2 separate regions of the Homo sapiens genome follow, and region 1 is linked to region 2. The links are chromatin loops, found by intact Hi-C in ENCODE. Cell type or tissue: endothelial cell of umbilical vein. All regions are shown on one strand. Links, peaks and the distances in the headings refer to the core of each region. The heading gives the core; the rest is flanking DNA.

Region 1 (10,094 bases), core at 1,454-9,453, 87 kb before region 2:
TAAGATATTTAAGTATAATTGTTTCCTTTATTTAGTTACAGCCAAGTTCTACTTCTGAATCTATGGATCAACTACTAAACAAAAATAGAGAGGGAGAAAAATCAAGAGATTTGATCAAAGACAAAATTGAACCAAGTGCTAAGGATTCTTTCATTGAAAATAGCAGCAGCAACTGTACCAGTGGCAGCAGCAAGCCGAATAGCCCCAGCATTTCCCCTTCAATACTTAGTAACACGGAGCACAAGAGGGGACCTGAGGTCACTTCCCAAGGGGTTCAGACTTCCAGCCCAGCATGTAAACAAGAGAAAGACGATAAGGAAGAGAAGAAAGACGCAGCTGAGTGAGTAAACCTGGAACTTAGACCATCCTGTTACTCAATTAACTTTTTTTTTTTTAAAGGCATTTAGGTCCTTCCAACTGTGAAGAATCCATCTGGACTTTTAGACTACTTTATACATTGCCCTTAGTTTACAAACAGCTAGTCCAAACAAATGACATCTTAAGTAAATGAGGTTATTGCACCCTGTGCTACTCTTCTGTTCTTCCCCTTTTTTGTACCCCAGGGCTAGAAAAACAAGGCATAAATTAAGAAAAGTTTTTCTGTAAATGAACAGGAGTTGAAAAATTATCAATTCAGGGGACCTATCTTTACTGGATTCCACTCATTAGTCACCCTCACTGTGCTGCTAGGTTGAAAAACTGCCACTGTCAAGGAGAGAAGCATGCGGTGCTTCTACTTGGAATTCAAAATATTTTTCATCAGAAACTGTGTTTTAGTTAATGTTTAGATTTGTTAAGATAGACTTAATTCTGCACATTCAGTATATTAATTAAATGGACTTTTAGGGGCTAACCTCAGAACTTAACTACCATTGACTTAGGTGTTTGGGTACCAAACAATCCAGTTAAAGCTGAAGTTTTGGAATGCAGCTTATTGATAAATTGGGGACTGCTTATTCTTGATTTGAGGCAATTTTTTTTTACAGCCATGACTTTTTCCAGGTATGTCATGTAAAATATCTTCTCACATAAGAATTACTGCATGCTAGAATATTGGTATGTTGACTGGTAGCTCATACCTATAATCCCAGCACTCTGGGAGGTCCAAGCAGGTAGATTACTTGAGGTTAGGAGTTGAAGACCAGCCTGGCCAACATGTGAAACCCTGTCTGTACTAAAAATACAAAAATTAGCCAGGCATGGTGGTAGGTGCCTGTATCCCAGCTACTCGGGAGGCTGAGGCAGGAGAATTGCTTGAACCCAGAAGGTGGAGGCTGCAGTGAGCCGAGATCATGCCACTGCACTCCAGCCTGGGTGACAGAGCGAGACTCTGTCTCAAAAATAAATAAATAAATAAATAAAAGGATACTGTTATGTTAAGAATTGCTTTTAAGGATATTTCATAAGTAGCTACTGTCTTTTCAGCTCAAGTGTTTGTTGATTGGCCAGGCGTGGTAGCTCATACCTGTAATCCCAGCACTTTGGGAGGCTGAGTCAGGCAGATCACTTAAGGTCAGCGTGGCCAAAATGGTGAAACCCCATCTTTACTAAAAATAAATATTAAAAAAAATTAGCTGGGCGTGGTGGCAGTCTCCTGTAATCCCAGCTAATCAGGAGGCTAAGGCAAGAGAATGGCTTAAACTCGGGAGGCAGAGGTTGCAGTGAGCCAAGATTGCACTGCTGCACTCCAACCTGAGCAACAGAGTGGGACTCTGTGAAGGAAAAAAAAAAAGTATTTTTTGATTGCCTTTGAGAGGAACGGTTGTATATTACTCAGATTTTTAAAAAATTGTTCTTTTATGGCTGTATTCTTTAAGGGATTAAGGAATGGGCAATATAAGTGTATATGTTTCAATAAAAACGATTAGTGATCTTCTAGTGAGAACAGTTTAAATCTATATTTAGCAATTTTTTTTAAATTGTCAGGTATGGAAGATTTTAGAGCAACGTAAAGTCCATGTAGATTTCACTGGCCTTTATATTTTTTTTAGGCAAGTTAGGAAATCAACATTGAATCCCAATGCAAAGGAGTTCAACCCACGTTCCTTCTCTCAGGTAGGTTTATTACTTTCTTTGAGGTTATCTAGTCCCAAAAAAAGAAAAATTATTAGTAATAGTCCTTCTTCCATACCTGCCATCTGAATTTTGTTTTAGTGTGCTGAACCAACCTTCTTTCTTTTTTTTACATGGCCATTAATGAATACTTTTTAAACATTAAAAAAAGGTCTTTGTTTTGTCATCAATTAGATGTGATCTTGGGCAAATCTTTGAATTTCTCTGACCCAGAATTTGACGATGGTTGGCTAGCTAGGCTGTCAGGTTTATAGATACGTCCTCTGCACCTGAGGGTTTTGCATCACTGGATTCAACCAACCATGGATCAAAAACATAGTTAGGATAATCTATACTGAACACATGCAGACGTTTCCTTGTCATTATTCCAAAACAATACAGTAAAGCATTTACCTTGTTTTAGGTATTATAAATAATCTAGAGATGATGTAAAGTATATAGGAGGATATGCATAGGTTGTATGCGAATACTACATGATTTTATGTAAGGGACTTGAGCATTCCAAGACTTTGGTATCTTCACAGGGTACTGTAACCAATCCCCCACAGATACTAAGAGATGACTGTACTATTGTTATTATTCGACTGAGATCATAAGAAGATATATTTATTTTTAATTTTTAAAAACACTTCCATCAGTTTCTTAAAAATAGCTGCCACTGTTTTTAATATTTTTTAATTGACAAAGTTTTAAGTTCCTACTGAAACATTTTTTCTTTTATTGAAATGTGAAAATTTATGTGCTGTGTTTTTGTTTTCAATAAAAGGGACATAGTTAAAGCAAGTAAAATTAGAAAGACTGGGAAAATCCGTCTTTAAATTGCAATAATAGTTCATCTGTTACCTTGAGATAATTGAATTTATTGTTGTTTTTGTAGCCAAAGCCTTCTACTACCCCAACTTCACCTCGGCCTCAAGCACAACCTAGCCCATCTATGGTGGGTCATCAACAGCCAACTCCAGTTTATACTCAGCCTGTTTGTTTTGCACCAAATATGATGTATCCAGTCCCAGTGAGCCCAGGCGTGCAAGTAAGTCATAGAATTTGATGTTCACTTAGCCTCCCCAATTGTTTGTATCTGACACCAAGCACTCTTTAGGTTTTCAGTGACTTGAGGGTGTGATGGTTATGCATATGCATTTGAAACAGACAGGCATGCAGAGATTCAGTGTGTTGTTAAGTATGAGGACCTAAATCTGAGAATGTTTTCTGTGAAAAAGATGGTTTAGATTTACTGTAGTTTGGGGTTTGTTCCTTTTAGCTGTGGGTATGATCTAATTTTTTAATGACTAATGGAGAATCAGGAAACCTTCTCATGCCTAGCTCTCTAGCAATATAAAACTAAGAGTGACAGAATACCTTGTTATTATCATAGGTGCCTAATGTTAATTTTTTTTTTAATTCTCTCAAGCCTTTATACCCAATACCTATGACGCCCATGCCAGTGAATCAAGCCAAGACATATAGAGCAGGTAAAGGTGAGAATAATCCTGCCTGTGTTTGCTTGTAGTTTGCATGCTGCATGAATTGAGTAACTAAGTTTATAATGAATAAATAGTTGTAGTTTAGCTCTGACTTTTTGATGAGGCTATGCATTGGCTTTTGATGAACAACATTACATAGATATTCACATGGATTTTATGAAGAAAAACAGGGGAGAAAAAATGCCCATCAGTTGTGATTATATAGTATCCTCTTCAAAAAGAGTAATTGGAGGCCTGGTGTGATGGCTCACACCTGTAATTTTAGCACTTTGGGAGGCCAAGGCAGGAGGATTGCTTGAGCTCAGGAGCCCAAGATCAGCCTGGACAACAGAGACTTTGTCTCTACTAAAATTCAAAAAAATTAGCTGGGCATGGTGGCATATGCCTGTAGCCCCAGCTGTTTGGGGGACTGAGGCGAGAGGATCACTTGAGCCCAGGAAGTAGAGGCTGCAGTGAGCTGTGATTATGCCACTGCCCTCCAGCCTGGGCGACAGAGTGAGACCCCGTCTCAAACATAAATACTGGCTGGGCATGGTGGCTTATGCCTGTAATCCCAGCACTTTGGGAGGCCGAGGTGGGTGTATCACCTGAGGTCAGTAGTTTGAGACCAGCCTGGCCAACATGGCGAAACCCCATCTCTACTAAAATACAAAAATTAGCCGGACATGGTGGCACCTGCCGCCTGTAATCCCAGCTACTAGGTGGGGCTGAGGCAGGAGAATTGCTTGAACCCGGGAGGCAGGGGTTGCAGTGAGCCAAGATCGTGCCACTGCACTTCAGCCTGGGCAACAGAGTGAGACTCCATCTCAAAACAAACAAACAAACAAAAAACAAACAAACAAAAAAACCAGACTAATTGGCTGGACACAGTGGCTCCATGCCTGATATCCCAGCTGGAGGATGACTTGAACCCATGAGTTCGAGAGCAGCATGGGCAATATAGTGAGACCCTATCTCAAAAAAAAAAAAAAAAGTTAATTCCAAAGCTTTTTGATCTGAAATCTGATTTAAATCTGAACTTAAATTTGAAGAAGAGGGTTTGCTAGATTAATTTACTAGATTGCTAACCTTGCTTTATATATACCTACAGTTATTTCCCCAAAGCCAGAATTTCTTTTGAAGCAGAGGGGCAACTAACTTCAACCAATGTTAAGATCCTATTAGAAGGATGTTTCGGCTAGGCTTGGTGGCTCACGTGTAATTCCAGCACTTTGAGAGGCTGAGGTGGGCAGATCACATGACCGGGAGTTTTAAGACCAGCCTGGGCAACATGGCAAAAACCTATCTCTGCAAAAAAAAAATAGAAATCTTAGCCAGCCGTCATGGTGTGCTCCTGTAGTCCTAGCTACTTGGGAGACTGAGGTGGGAGGATCAATTGAAACCAGAAGGTCCAGGCTGCAGGGAACTGTGACTGCACCACTGGGCTCCAGCTTGGGTGAAAGAGCGAAACCCTGCCTCAAAAAGAAAAATAAGATGGATGTTTCTGCATTAAAATTAGGGAGTTGTCGTATAATGTAGTTGCATAAACTAGTATTCTGTGCTTGTGTGGTTAAAGAGCCTTCGTAGAAAAAATCCCACATTTTTCTTAAAAGGAAATCTTTTGGCCAGGTGTGGTGGCTCACATCTGTAAGCCCAACACTCTGGGAAGCCGAGGTGGGCAGATCACTTGAGGTCAGGAGTACAAAACCATCCTGGCCAACATGGTGAAAACCCGTCTCTACTAAAAATACAAAGATCAGCTGGGCATGGTGGTGCGTGCCTGGGTGACAGAGCGAGACTCCGTCCAAAAAAAAAAAAAAAAAAAAAGAGTTCTTTTAATGTTGGAAAATGCTAAAGGGTTTTTTTTTTGCCAACCAGTTAATTTAGAGTGATTAACTGCTATCAGTTGAGAAACTATAGAAAGTAGAATAATTTATACAGAAAAGACATTTCTCAGTGCCCAATAATTGCCTTTCTGACATAAAGTTTTCATTTTTCCTGAATTAATAAGATTTCCTCAATGTGTTTTTTTGGGTGTTTTGTGTGTGTGTGTGTGTGTGTGTGTGTGTGTGTGTGTGTGTGTGTATGTGTTTGATACAGGGTCTTGCTTTGCTGCTGAGGCTGGAACGCAGTGGCGCTATCATGGCTCAATGCAGCCTTGACCTCCTGGGCTCAAGCGATCCTCCCTTCTCAGTCCCCTGGATAGCGGGGGCTACAGGTGCACACCACCACACCTAGCTAATTTTTGTATTTTTTGTAGAGATGGGTTTTGCCATGTTGCCTAGGCTGGTCTCAAACTCCTGGGCTCAAGCGATCTGCCTGGCTCTGCTTCCCAAAGTGCCTGCGCCCAGCCAATTTTCTCCATGTTTGACCTAATTGTGATTTCATAGATGTTAACTAAAACTCTTAATTTTCGTTTTCTCAGTATGCTATTTTTTTTTTTTTTAGCCTTGGAACATATGAACCTGTTGAAAGAACTCTGCCTGAAATAATGTAATCAAATTATAGAGTTTAATCTTATTTTGAGGGCCTTTAGAAATTCTGAGAAGAAAGTGGGTTTTTTTTTTTACTGCCATTTTAATGTAGTGTTAAGGTGTTCATGTATCACCAGCAGGTGTAGCTGTTTTCAATGATTACTTAAAACAATGCAATGGGAACTTTTTGTTGTCATTAAAATATAAAAGGTTACTGTAGTAAGAGCAAGCATGACAGTTTGGCTATCTGATGGGAGAGTCACATTCTAACTTCAGGAGGTACTGTCTTTTTAATAGAAATGATATACTCAGAGTCTGGGCACGGTGGCTCACGCCTGTAATCCAGCACTTTGGGAGGCCGAGGTGGGCAGATCACGAGGTCAGGAGATCAAGACCATCCTGGCTAATACAGTGAAACCGTGTCTCTACTAAAAATACAAACAATTAGCTGAGCGTGGTGGCAGGTGCCTATAGTCCCAGCTACTCGGGAGGCTGAGGCAGGAGAATGGCATGAACCTGGGAGGCAGAGCTGGCAGTGAGCTGAGATGGTGCCACTGCACTCCAGCCTGGGTGACAGAGCGAGACTCCGTCTCAAAAAAAAAAAAAAAAAAAAAATAGTAGAGAAAGGGCTTTGCCATGTTGGCCGGGCTGGTCTTGAACTCCTGGCCTCAAGTGATCCACCTCCCTCGGCCTCCCAAAGTGCTGGGATTACAGGTGTGAGCCACTGCTCCTGGCCTGAATATACCACTTTTACCTATCATCAGTTGATGAACATTTGGATTATTTCCTTTTTCTGGCAATGAGTAATGCTTTTGTGGATTTTCATGTACAAATTTTCATATGAGGCTGGGAGCAGTGGCTCATGCCTATAATCCCAGCAGTCTGGGAGGCTGAGGTGGGCAGATGACTTGAGGTCAGGAGTTTGAGACCAGCCTGGCCAACATGGTGAAATCCCATCTCTACTAAAAATACAAAAATTACACTGGCATGGTAGCGTGCACCTATAATCCCAGCTATTCAGGAGGCTGAGGCAGGAGCATCAGAATCGCTTGAACCTGGGAGGCGGAGGCTGCAGTGAGCTGAGATCACACCACTGCACCCCAGCCTGAGTGAAAGAGTGAGTCTCAAAAAATAAAAAATAAAATTTTTTTTCATGTGGCCTTAGATTTTCATTTCTCCTAAAGTAGAAATGCTGTGATGGAACTGCCAAACTTTTCCAAAGCAGCTGCATCATTTTGTATTTCTACCAGTAATGTACAAGTGTTCCAGTTTCTCCACATCCTCATAAATAACCGATATGTCTTTGGTTTGGGTTATGTCCATTCTAGTGGTTATGAAGTGTCATTGTGGTTTTTTGTTTTTTTGTATTGTTTTGAGATCGTGCCCAGGCTGGAGCACAGTGGCACAATCTCGGCTCACTGCAGCCTTCGCTTCCTGGGTTCAAGCAATTCTCCTGCCTCACCCTCCCAGATAGCTGGGGCTGCAGGCATACGCCACCACACCAGGCTAATTTTTATATTTTTTGTAGAGATGGAGCTTCTCCGTGCTTCCCAGGCTGGTCTCGAATTCCTGAGCTCAAGCGATCCCCCTGCGTCAGCCTCCAGAGTAGCTGGGGTTATAGGCGTGCACCACCGCGCTCGGCCCATTTTTGTATTTTTAGTAGAGATGGAATTTCACCATGTTGGCCAGGCTGGTCTTGAACTCCTGACCTCAAATGATCCGCCTGCCTCACCTTCCCAAAGTGCTGAGATTTTAGACGCGAACCACCATGCCCTGACTATAGGTTATCTTTTTACTTGCTTGATGGTGTTCTTTGTAACACAGTTTTTAATTTTGATGAAGTTCAATTTATCTGTTTGTTTTTTCTTTTGTTGCTGTTGCTCCTGATGTCATATCAGACAAAGCATTGCCTAACTCAAGGCCACAGAGATTTACTCCTATGAAACGCCTATAAAACTCCTATGATTTTTATAGTTTAGCTCTTAACATTTAAGTCTACAATCTCTTTTGAGTTAATTTTTGTGTATGAGATGAGAGTAGTGGTCCAGGTTTTTCCTTTTGCTTGTGGATATCCGTTGTCCCCACCTCATTTGTTGAAAAGACTATTCTTTCCTCTTAAATTGTTTGTTTGTTTATTTATTTTTGAGATGGAGTGTCGCTCTGATGGAGTGGCGCTAACTTAGCTTCACTGCAACCTCCGCCTCTCAGATTCAAGCGATTCCCCTGCCTCAGCCTCCTGAGTAGCTGGAATTACAGGGGTGCGCCACCACACCCAGCTAATTTTTGTATTTTTAGTAGAGACGGGGTTTTACCGTGTTGGTCAGGCTGGTCTCGAACTCCTGATCTCGTGATCTGCCTGTCTCCTGGCACCCTGGGAGGCTGAGAGGCTGAGGTGGGAGGATCACTTGAGCTCAGGAGTTTGAGACCAGCCTGTACCATTATGCCTGGCTAATTTTAGAATTTATCTTAAAGTATAAAATGTGAATCCAATTTATCTTGTTCTAAATGACTATCCAAAATGTTTTAACCAGTTTTATTAGTCTGTAATTTACATACAAGAAAATGCTCATCTTTTTATGTTTACATTTTAATGAGTTTTGACAAATATATTTGCTCATGTAACTACTTGCTTCATCAGTGAAGATGGAAAACATTGTGCCTGTTCCTCTTCTCTGTCCAACTGTACTTTATTACCACTAGCTCCAGTTAACCAGTAATCTGCCTTCTTTTACTATAGATTAGATTTATCCTCTTTAGATTTCTTTTTCTTTTTTTTTTTTTGATTAGGTTTTTTTTTTTCTTTTTTTACGTAAAAAAATCTTTTTTTGGAGACGTCTCATTATATTGCCCAGGTTGGTCTCGAACTCTTGAGCTCACCTCAGCCTCCCAGAGTGCTAGGATTACAGATGTGAGCCACCTCAGCCAGCCCCTAGATTTTTTTTTTTTTTTTAATAAATGGAATCAAACAGCGTGTAACAGAGGTGTTCAATCTTTTGGCTTCCCTGGGTCATATTGGAAGAAGAATTGTGTTGGGCCACACATAAAATACAGTAACACTAATGATAGCTGATGAACAAAACAAAAAAAAATAGCAAAACTTATAATGTTTTAAGAAAGTTTATGAATTTGTGTTGGGCCACATTCAAAGCCGTCCCAGGACGCAAGTTGGACAAGCTTGGTATATAATTTCATATGTGTGTCCTAAACAGTGTAGTAATTTGAATTTCATGTTAGTATCAGCTTATTCCTTTTTGTTTGTTTGTTTGTTTTTGAGATGGAGTCTTGTTCTGTGTCCCAGAATTGGTCTGCAATTCCACTGCCTCAGCCTCCCAAGTAGCTGGGATTACAGGCACGTGCCACCACACCTGGCTAATTTTTGTCTCTCTCTCTTTTTTTTTTTTTTTTTTTTTTTTTTAGCAGAGACGGGATTTCACCATGTTGGCCAGGCTGGTCTCAAACTCCTGACCCCAAATGATCCACCTGCCTTGGCCTCCCAAAGTGCTGGGATTACAGGTGTGAGTCACCGTGCCCAGCCAGCTTATTCCTTTTTATTGCTGGGTAGCATTTCATTTTATGATTATACCACAGTTAATTTACCCATTACTAGTCGATGGGCATTTGAGTTATTGCCAGCTTTTGGCTATTATGAATGAAGCTGCTGTGAGCATTTGTGTACAAGTGTTTGTGTTTTTATTTCTTTTAGTTAAATACCTAGAATTGGAATTGCTGAGGTATGGTAAGTGCATATTTCATTTTTTTAAAAAATTTATTTTATTTTTTATTTATTTATTTTTTTTGAGATGAAGTCTCACTCTGTTGCCCAGGCTGGAGTTCAGTGGCGTGATTTCAGCTCATGGCAACCTCCCTGTCCCGGGTTCAAGCAATTCTCCCGCCTCAGCCTCCCAAGTAGCTGGGATTACAGGCGCGCACCACCATGCCTGGCTAATTTTTTTGTATTTTTAGTAGAGACGGGGTTTCACCACGTTGGCCAGGCTGGTCTCGAACTCCTGACCACAAGTGATCCACCCGCCCCAGCCTCCCAAAGTGTTGGGATTACAGATGTGAGCCACCACACACTGCCTGG
Region 2 (10,094 bases), core at 772-8,771:
GAAGAGGAGTGGCCACAAAGACCAGTCCTGTAAACAACAGAGCTTCACACCCCTTTTACAGATGCAGACACTGAGGTTTGAGAGCAAAGATCTTGCCCAGGGTCACCCAGCCAGAGTGGAGGCCTTGCTGTCTGCATTTGTAAAATGTGCTTCTGCAGGCCTGGGCCACAGGCGAGGAGGAGGCCCGGGGACCTGGCCTGGCCTGGCCCCCAGCTGGGCAATGGCTACTGCTGGTGTTTCCCATGCCCGAGTTTCCATCACGGCACTGCTGTGCAACCTCCAAAGGTCCCCTCTTGCCACCAGCAACAGGCTCCCACTTTCTGAGCCTCAGTATCTCTGGCTTGTCAAATGGGCATGATAGTAGTTGGGTGAAGGGAAATGACATTGTGTAGGACACTTTGTCCCTAGTGGCCTTCAGTGAATGCACAGAGTGCTGAGCATTATCAAAGGACACTGCAGCACACTGGGCTCCTCCTGGCTGTTCCTCAAACTCACCTTCATGCTCCCACTTCAAGGCCTTAGCACTGGCTGTTCCCTGTGCCCAGAATGCTCTTCCACCAGATGTTTTTGTTTTGTTTTGTTTGAGACGGAGTCTCACTCTGTTGCCCAGGCTGGAGTGCAATGGCTCAATCCTGGCTCACTGCAGCCTCTGCCACCTCCTGGGTTCAAGTGATTCTTCTGCCTCAGCCTCCTGAGAAGCTGGAATTACAAGTGAAAGCCACCATGCCCAGCTAATTTTTTGTAGTTTTAGTAGAGATGGGGTTTCACCATGTTGGCCAGGCTGGCCTTGAATAGCTGACCTCAGGCAATCTTCCCGCCTTGGCCTCCCAAAGTGCTGGGATTATAGTCGTGAGCCACCGCGCCCAGCTGTCTACCCTTGCTTTCTTCACTCCCAGGAGATGTCTGACTGCCCACCAAACCTAAACCAGCCCTGCCCCCATTGCTGACCATCTCCATCTCTCTTCTGCTCCTGCTTTTTTTCTTTCTTTTTCTTAGAGGCAGGGTCTCACTCCATCACCCAGGCTGGAGTGCAGTTGTACAATCATGGCTCACTGCAACCTTGAACTCCTGGGCTCAAGCGATCCTGCTGCCTCAGCCTCTCAAGGAGCTGGGACTACAGGTGCACCCCACCATGCCTGGCTAATTGTTTCTATTTTTTGTAGAAACAGGGTCTCTCTATGTTGTCCAGGCTGGTCTCAAACTCCTGGGCTCAAGCAATGCTCCCACTTTGGCCTCCCAAAGTGCTAGGATTACAGGAGCCACCGCGCCTGACTTGCCTCTGCATGTTTTTTCTTCCTCACCCTTGTGGCCCCCTGACTGATACCAGAATCATTGATTCATCTGTTTATTGGCAGTCTCTTTCCCCCACCCCCAGGAGCAGGTCAGCTCCACTCGGCCAGGCATTTGTGTGTCTTGCTCACTCTTGTGAGCACAGTTCTTGGCACATAACAGGTGCTCCTCGTGGCTTAAAAACAGTCCACACTTCTTTGACATACCTCCCTTGAAAAGGTGGAACCTGATTCCCCTGCCCTTGAGTGTGGGCTGGACTTAATGACTCCTTCCTTCCTTCCTTTCCTTCCTTCCTTCCTTCCTTCCTTCCTTCCTTCCTTCCTTTCTTCCTTCCTTCCTTTCCTTCTTTCTTTCTTTCTGACAGAGTCTTGCTCTGTCACCCAGGCTGGACTGCAGTGGTGCGATCTCGGCTCACTGCAACCTCCGCCTCCTGAGTAGCTGGGACTATAGGCACGAGCCACCACGCCCAGCTAATTTTTTGTATTTTTAGTAGAAACAGGGTTTCACTGTGTTAGCCAGGATGGTCTTGATCTCCTGACCTCGTGATCCGCTCGCCTCGGCCTCCCAAAGTGCTGGGATTACAGGCGTGAGCCCCCACACCTGGCCTTAATGAGTCATTTCTAACAGAGACTAAAGTGGAAGTGACGCTGTGTGACTTCTGAGACTGAGTCATAAGAAGCATTTAGGCTTCTCCTTGTACTCTCTTGAGCCATCCACTCTGGGAGAAGCCAGCCACCGTGTCTTAAGGACACCCAAGTAGCTTTATGGAGGTCCGTGTGAAGAGGAACTGAGGCTTCCTGCCACCAGCCAGCAAGGAACAGAGACCTCCTGGCAACAGCCAGGACTGAAACCATCACTTCCAACTATCCTGGAAGTGAATCATCCAGCCCCAGTTGGACCCCAGATGAGAACAGTCCTAACCCATTTTTGTTTGTTTGTTTATTTAAAAGACGGGGTCTTGTTTCATTGCCCAGACTGGAATGCAATGGCTATTCACAGGCACGATCATATAGCACGATCTATAGCCTTGAACTTCTAGGCTCAAACAATCCTCCTGTCTCGGCCTCTCAAATAGCTGCAACTGCATGTGCGTGCCACCAGCCCATGTTTCGGACTACCATCTCAGGAGTGAGAGACCCTGAACTACAAGCTAAGTCAGATTGCATGTGAATTCCTAAAACCATATGAGATAATAAAGGTTTGCTGTTTTAAGCCAGTAAATGCAGGAGTAATTTGTTACCCAGCAATCAATAATTAACACAGAGCTCAAGAAACCTTGGGGGGGTGAGGTCCAACCAACCCTTTTCCCACCCATTAGGGTCCAACAGAGACCAAGAGGGCTCAGGAAATGGTCCCCCTTGGTCAATACACATCTGCCCCAGGCCAGAAAATAATTACATTACTGGGTTCTTCCCTTTTTGCCTGGGTGGGCAGAACTCCCAAGGCCGATTCCTGGGCTCAGGGTCTGATCTGCTGAGCTCAAGTGCCTGATGTCATCTCTCCCTGTGCTTCCTTCCCTTGGATTCAGTTCTGTTTTCTGTCCTCCCAGTGCCTTAGAAGCTAAAATTGCCACAAGTCCTTCCCTAAGAAAAGCATGAACAGTATTTACAATCTGGACTCCATTTATGGAAGCGTGCGCCACACTGAGAACATCACAGGCCTTATCTCTTCCACCCCAAATGAACGGTTTGCTATTCATTTTCCCATTTGTCAGATGAAGGAACTGAGGCACAGGGCAGTGAAGTGACATGTCCATGTCACACGACTGGCAATGAAGCAGCTGGTGTGGACTAAAGACTGGCCTCACTGTAGTGCCCTACCTCTTAATCACTTACTGAGCCCAAGTGATAAAAAATGGTAATAATAACAGAATTAATGATTCTGAATTAATGGTTAATGATTTTTTTTTTTTAGATGGAGTTTCACTCTGTCACCCAGGCTGGAGTGCAATGTCTCGATCTCGGCTCACTGCAACCTCCACCTCCTGGGTTCAAGCGATTCTCCTGCCTCAGCCTCCTGAGTAGCTGGGATTACAGGTATGCACCACTACGCCCAGCTAATTTTTGTATTTTTAGTAGAGACGGGGTTTCTCTATGTTGGTCAGGCTGGTCTCGAACTCCTGACCTCATGATCTGCCTGCCTCAGCCTCCCAAAGTGCTGGGATTATAGGCATCAGCCACCACACCCGGCCCAATGATTAATGATTAATTAATGTTCTTTTTTGTCCTTTTTTTTTGGGGGGGGGTTGGGGGAGGGAGTCTTGCTCTGTCACCAAGGCTGGAGTGCAATGACTCGATCTTGGCTCACTGCAACCTCTGCCTCCCGGGTTCAAACGATTCTCGTGCCTCAGCCTCCCAAGTAGCTGGGATTACAGGCATGAGCCACCACGGTTGGCTAATTTTTTGTATTTTTAGTAGAGATGGGGTTTCCCCATGTTGCCCAGGCTCGTCTCAAACTCCTGACCTCAAGTGATCCGCCCGCCTCGGCCTCCCAAAGTGCTGGGATTATAAACGTGAGGCACCTCGCCCGGCCTAATTAATAATTCTGAGTGATTAATGAATTATTAGAGGATTATGTGCCAGGGACTACTCTGAGGGCTTAGTTTAGGTAGATTACAATTTACTTTGCCCAACAACTGTAAGGAGAGAATGTTGTTTTCCCCCATTTGACAGAAAGGAAACTGAGGCACGAAAGGTGAAGTGACTTCCCCAATTCACGTGGCTGGTAAGTGGCCCAGCAGCGATTTACACCCAGGCTCCCCAGTTCTGATCTTGACCAAAAACAGCGGCGGCCGCGCACCCCAACCCCAGACCCCCGCTTCCACCTTCCCCCGCCCCAACCTCAGCCTGCGAGCCGCCCCCTCTTCCGCTAGCCTGGGGAATCTGGTTTCTGGGGGAAGTGACTCAGTAGCCTGAGGCCCAGTAGATAATTATTCACTTCCAATCCCGGTAATTAGAGTCCCTAATAGCTCCGCAGAGGACGTACAACCCAGTTACCCCAGCCGTCCCCACCCGTGACCCGGGATCAACGTGGGGCACGCGAGCTCCTGGGGCCGGGACTTGGCCGCAGTCCCAGGCATCAGGCCCTGAGGGTGGTAACGCGCGGTGGCAGCCACTTGGTGGCAGCCGCTTTGCGCGGGGCTCTGGCGCCCCCTGGTGGCTGTGGGGCGATCGAGGGCTGGGAAGCGGCCTCCTAAACTCCCCTGCCTCACTCTTTCTCCCGCAAAGAACCTTCCTCTTGGATTCCCCCCAAGCCTTCCTGGAAGCTTCCCAGGCTCCAGGTTGGATGCCTCTCAGCCACCATCGAGTAGCCATCAACGTTGAGTACACGGGTTTGGGGACAGCTTAATGGCTAGCTTCTCCCTTCAGTGCTGGGTCACCTTGGGCAAATGACTTGGGCTCTCTGAGCTTCAGTTTCCGCATCTGTAAAATGGGAACAAAGAATGAGGACACCAGTGGGGCGTGGTGGCTCACGTCTGTAATCCCACCACTTTGGGAGGCCGAGGTGGGAGGACTGCTTGAGACCAGGAGTTCGAGAGCAGCCTGGCCAACAGGGTGAAACCCTGTCTCTACTAAAAATACAAAAATTAGCCTGGCGCGGTGGTGCATGCCTGTAATCCCAGCTACTTGGAAGGCTGAGACAGGAGAATTGCTTGAACCTGGGAGGGACAAGTTGTAGTGAGCCGAGATAGTGCCACTACTCCAGCCTGGGTGATAGCGTGAGACTGTCTCAAAATATATAAATAAATAAACAAATAATGCTGACTATTACTAGCTAAACCTGTTCTCAGGTCTTTCTTTTACAATGAGGAGTGGATTACTAAGAACAGCTTAATCCTACCCGCCTCATTTAATCTACATTAAAAGAAGCATCAAGGCCAGGTGCAGTGGCTCACGCCTGTAATCCCAGAACTTTGGGAGGCCAAGGTGGGTGGATCACCTGAGGTCAGGAGTTCGAGACCAGCCTGGGCAACATGGCAAAACTCTGTCTCTACTAAAAATACAAAAATTAACCAGGCGTAGTGGTGCATGCCTGTAATCCCAGCTACTTGGGAGGCTGAGGCAGGAGAATCGCTTAAACCAGGGAGGTGGAAGTTGCAGTGAGCTGAGATCATGCCATTGCACTCCAGCTTGGGCAGCACAGCGAGACTCCATCTCAAAAAAAAAAAAAAGCATCAAAATGTTAGCTAAAGCCAGGTGAGATGGCTCATGCCTGTAATCCCTGCACTTTGGGAGGCTGAAGTGGGAGGATCACTTGAGCTCAGGAGTCGGAGGCCAAGCTGGGCAACATAGTGAGACCCCCATCTCTAAACAAACAAAAATGTTAGCTAAAGTACAGAGGCAAAAGAATTGAAAACAGGCACTCAGACAGATACTTGTACATGAATGTTCATAGCAGTGCCATTCACAATAGGCAAAAGATAGAAACAACTCATGTGCCCACCAGGGGATGAATGAATCAAGACAATGCTATCTATACAATGGAATATTACACAGCCATAAAAAGGACCGAAGCATTGATATATGCTACAATGTGGATGAAACTTGGAAGCATCATGCTAAGTGAAATAAGCCAGTCATAAACGGACAAATATTGTGTGATTCTGCTTATGTAAAGTATATAGAATAGGTAAACCCCTAGAGACAGAAAGTAGACCAGTGGTTGCCATGGGCTATGGGCAGCGGGAATAGGAAGTAACTTCTAATGAGTATGGGGTTTCCTTTAGGGGTGATGAAATGTTCTGGATCTAGACTGAGATAAATGATGGTGGCACAACACTGTGAATGTACTAAATTTAGTTACTTCATGAGGCCGGGTGCGGTAGCTCAAACCTGTAATTCCAGCATTTGGGGAGGCCAAGGTGGGAGGACTACTTGAGCCCTGGAGTTAAGAGACCAGCCTAAGCAACATAGTGAGACTCATATCTCTACAAAATAAAATAATAATAATAATAATAATAATAATAATAATATTCGGGCAAGGTAGAATGCGCCTGTAGTCTCAGCTACTCAGGAGGCGCTGTGGTGGGAGGATCACTTGAGTCCAGGAGTTTGAGGCTGCAGTGAGCGGTGATCCTGCCCCTGCACTCCAGCCTGGGTGACACAGCAAGATTCTGTCTCTAAGTAAATGAATAAATTTAGTTAATTCACTAACTAAAATTAATTAATTCATTTTGTTATGTGACTTTCACCTTAAATTTTTTAATGTGGAAAAAGGTGTTAGGATGCACCCTGCCCTCTCTATTCCTTCAGCCCTATCCCCCCACCCCACCCCCATCCTCCATCTCCCATCCTGTTGCCCAGGTGATCTTGACCTCAAGATGCAGATGTGCGGCAGAGGCTGGGAAGTTCTTCTCCCACACCCCCAGAACCTGGCAGAGGCTGGGGCTGCTCCCACAGAGGAGGTGACATATGTACGGGCCACTTCTCGCCTGCAAATCAGCCAGGGTGGCTTCCTGGTTCTAGATCACCAACTTGAGGCCTCCTGAGCCCCTTGCCAGCCCAAGGGGACTTGGGCAGGGCCTGAGGCTGCAGAAAGGCATGGGGGTGCCCGCCCCTGGAGCTTGTCCACCTGTGCCCTCTGCACTGGAGGAGGCAGCAAGCAGGGCCTCTCTGGGGTGTAAGATGTCAAGATGCTCAGAGAGGGGCAGAAGGTGTCAGAGGGCACTGGGTGTGGTGGCTCACGTCTGTAGTCCCAGCACTTTGGGAGGCCAAGGCGGGCAGATCGCTTGAACTCACGAGTTTGAGACTAGCCTGGGCGACATGATGAAACCCCCATCTCTCTCTCTCTCTCTCTCTCTCTCTCTCTCCCCATATATATATATATATATATATATATATACACACACATATATGAAAAGAGGGTGCCAGAGAGGGAGGCAGGAGTTGAGGTCATGGCCGGAAGGGCCCCGAGCCAGGAGAGTGCCCCAAGCCAGCAAGCAGGGTGCAAGGTGCAAGGAGCTGCACTTTCCTCTGCCCTCTGTGGGGTTCTCAGGCCTATCAGACCAGACCATCAGTCACCCAGATGGAAAGGGATTATCTTCAGAGCCTCAGGCACCTGAGTTACTTCCTTTCAGAACTCAGACAGGGGTGGGCTTGAGCTTATTCTTGGGTCAAGAGCAGGACACTGGGGCCAGCTGCCTGGGTGCGCCTCAGGGCTCTGCCACATAGACCTGCTGTGTGACCTTGGGGGAAGTCACTTCATGTCTCTGAGGCAACTGGGGCCACAGGGCCATAGAAAGGAGGAGAGGAGAGAGGGGAGTATTTGGCAACACTGTTAGAAGCAGAAGTAGAAAGCGGAGGGTGGGGCTGGAGGGTGGGGAGCGCAGCTGACCCTGCGTTTCCCTGCTGGAAGCCACTCACCGTGAGGCCGAAGTCGAAGTGGACATGGGCTGTGGCTGCCTGACTTCCCCTTGTGCTGGTAGAAGCACCTGATTTTCCATCCAGTCGGAGTTCAAGATGTTCTCTGGGGCTAACCCTCCCTCCCATGCCCCAGTGACTGGTTCAAGGGTGGGCAGGGCCAATGAGCCTCAATTCCAGTCTTTAACAGCACAGTCGGATAAGAAAATACCTCATTTGGGCTGGGCACGGCGGCTCAATGCCTGTAATCTTAGCACTTTGGGAGGTCAAGGCAGGCGGATCACTTGAGGTCAGGAGTTCGAGACCAGCCTGGCCAACATGGTGAAACCCCATTTCTACTAAAAAGTACAAAAATTAGCTGGGCGTGGTGGCACGCCTGTAATCCCAGCTACTCGGGAGGCTGAGTCAGCAGAATCGCTTGAACCTGGGAGACAGAGGTTGCAGTGAGCCGAAATCGTGTCACTGCACTCCAGAGGACATGAGCTTGGAATTTCTGAGGGCTGTCTTGCCTGGGAGTGAACACACTCATAGTAGAGCAAAGCCCAGAGACAGAGAAAAACCATCTTGATGACAATGTCTGTGCACCTAGATCCAGCCATACCTGAAAGCAGTCACTCTTGGACTTCTCAGCTCTGTAAGTCAGTCATTTCTTTTTGGCTGAAGCCTGTTTGTGTGCAGCTTTTAGCCACTTGGCAATGGCCAGAGAACAGCACTGGGTCCTCCTAGCAATCATAACACCCAAATGTGCTTTGTGGGCTCCTCATACCTGAAACAGGAGACTGGGATGGTCCTGTTTGCATCTATTGGGTTGACTGGAATGGCCCTGGGGTTGGACGTTTGCAGCACCAGGCAGCAGAGGAAGGCTGAGAGGAGTTAGGGCCCCATAAGGTCAAGAGAATACACTGCCCCTCAACTTGAGATTTGTTGAGCCCCTACTATGTGCTAGGACTTCTCCAGGCACTGGGGATACAGTGGGGAACACAGCAGACATGGTGTTTGTTCTCATGGTAGACAGGCAGTTGGAAAGTGAATCCTTAAATACAAAGTGACAAGTTAAATACCCTTAAATACAGAGTGACAAGTTCATGGGCCATGAAGCTCACTGAATTCTTCTAACAACCCTTATCATCTCCATTTTCCAGATGAGGAAACTGAGGCTCACAGAGGTGAAGTGACTTGCCCAAGGTTGCACAGCTACTCAGATTCTAAGCTCGGGTTTACTTGCTCGCTGTGTGACTTCAGGCAAGCCGCGTCACCTCTCTGTTTGGTTTCTTTATGTTTAAAATAGAGATAGTAAAGTCTTTCCTAATTATCAGTGTCATGGTAAGAAGCAAAACCCTCAAGTGCTCGGTAAACATTAGCTATTATTTTTATTTTATTTTATGTTTCTGAGCTGGAGACTTGCTCTGTCGCCCAGGCTGGAGTACAGTGGCACAATCTCAGCTTGCTGCAAACTCTGCCTCCTGGGTTCAAGCCATTCTCCTGCCTCAGCCTCCCAAGTAGCTGGGATTACAGGCACACCACCACGCCAGCTATTTTTTGTATTTTTAGTAGAGACAGGATTTTGCCATGTTGGCCAGGCTGGTCTTGAACTCCTGACCTCAGGTGATCCACCCGCTTCAGCCTCCCAAAGTGCTGGGATTACAGGCGTGAGTCACCGCGCCCAGTCTGTTTCCCCTGTTTTACAGATGAGGAGGCCAAGGCACAGAGAGGTAAAGTGACTTGCTGAAGGACACACAGTTTGCAAATGGCAGAGTGGGGATTAGAACCCACTCATGCATATTAAACCCATTAATTTCCAGCCTAATGCATGGTTACAAGTTGCTTTTTACTATTTTTAAAAATTTTGGCTGGGCGTGGTGGCTCACGCCTGTAATCCCAGCACTTTGGGGGCCCGAGGCGGGTGGATCACGAGGTCAGGAGATCGAGACCATCTTGGCTAACACGGTGAAACCCCGTCTCTACTAAAAATACAAAAAATTAGCCAGGCGTGGTGGCGGGCGCCTGTAGTCCCGGCTACTCAGGAGGCTCAGGCAGGAGAATGGCGTGAACCAGGGAGGCGGAGTTTGCAGTGAGCCGAGATCGCGCCACTGCACTCCAGCCTGGGCGAAAGAGTGAGACTCCGCCTCAAAAAAAAAAAAATTTTTTTTAAGAGACAGTCTCGCTGTGTTGCCCAGGCTGCAGCGCAGTGGCTATTCACAGGCACGATCATAGCGCACTACAGCCTTGAACTCCTGGCCTCAAGCGATCCTCCCGCCTCAGCCTCCCGAGTAGATGGGACTGCAGGTGCGGACCACCACGCCCAGCACAAGTTGCTTTATGAGTCTGGGGCTTCACCGGCAAATGAAAGACCTCCTCTGCTCTTCTGCAATCCTGGATGCGACTCAGGAACCATGCCTGCCAGCCTCACCTCCCTTCAGCTCCTGACCCTGAAGAGCCAGAAGG

Evidence for each region. Hi-C counts contacts between places; a loop is a spot of excess contacts. Peaks named below come from ENCODE experiments on the same cell type or tissue, not always from the same donor. Only the 100,000 strongest peaks of a DNase experiment are listed, where the experiment ranks them.
Region 1: it touches region 2 in a loop (7-fold over the local background); 9 of 110 quality-filtered maps call a loop at or near these places.

Annotation. Positions count from the first base shown.
Region 1 is chr12:111,478,722-111,488,815 of GRCh38, reverse strand. ATXN2 (ataxin 2) reads left to right here. Exons shown (of 25, transcript NM_001372574.1): 15 at 36-340; 16 at 1,992-2,055; 17 at 2,951-3,103; 18 at 3,485-3,551. Among named protein-coding and RNA genes, the nearest start is that of SH2B3, 78 kb to the right of the region's middle. In endothelial cell of umbilical vein, for the core only: no CTCF peak of the experiment used is centred there; no DNase peak of the experiment used is centred there.
Region 2 is chr12:111,391,449-111,401,542 of GRCh38, reverse strand. LINC02356 (long intergenic non-protein coding RNA 2356) reads right to left here. Exons shown (of 4, transcript NR_187522.1): 3 at 4,670-4,712. Among named protein-coding and RNA genes, the nearest start is that of SH2B3, 9.4 kb to the left of the region's middle. In endothelial cell of umbilical vein, for the core only: a CTCF peak has its summit at 4,448 (motif pointing left); DNase peaks (open chromatin) are centred at 2,002 and 4,312; H3K27ac peaks cover 3,745 bases.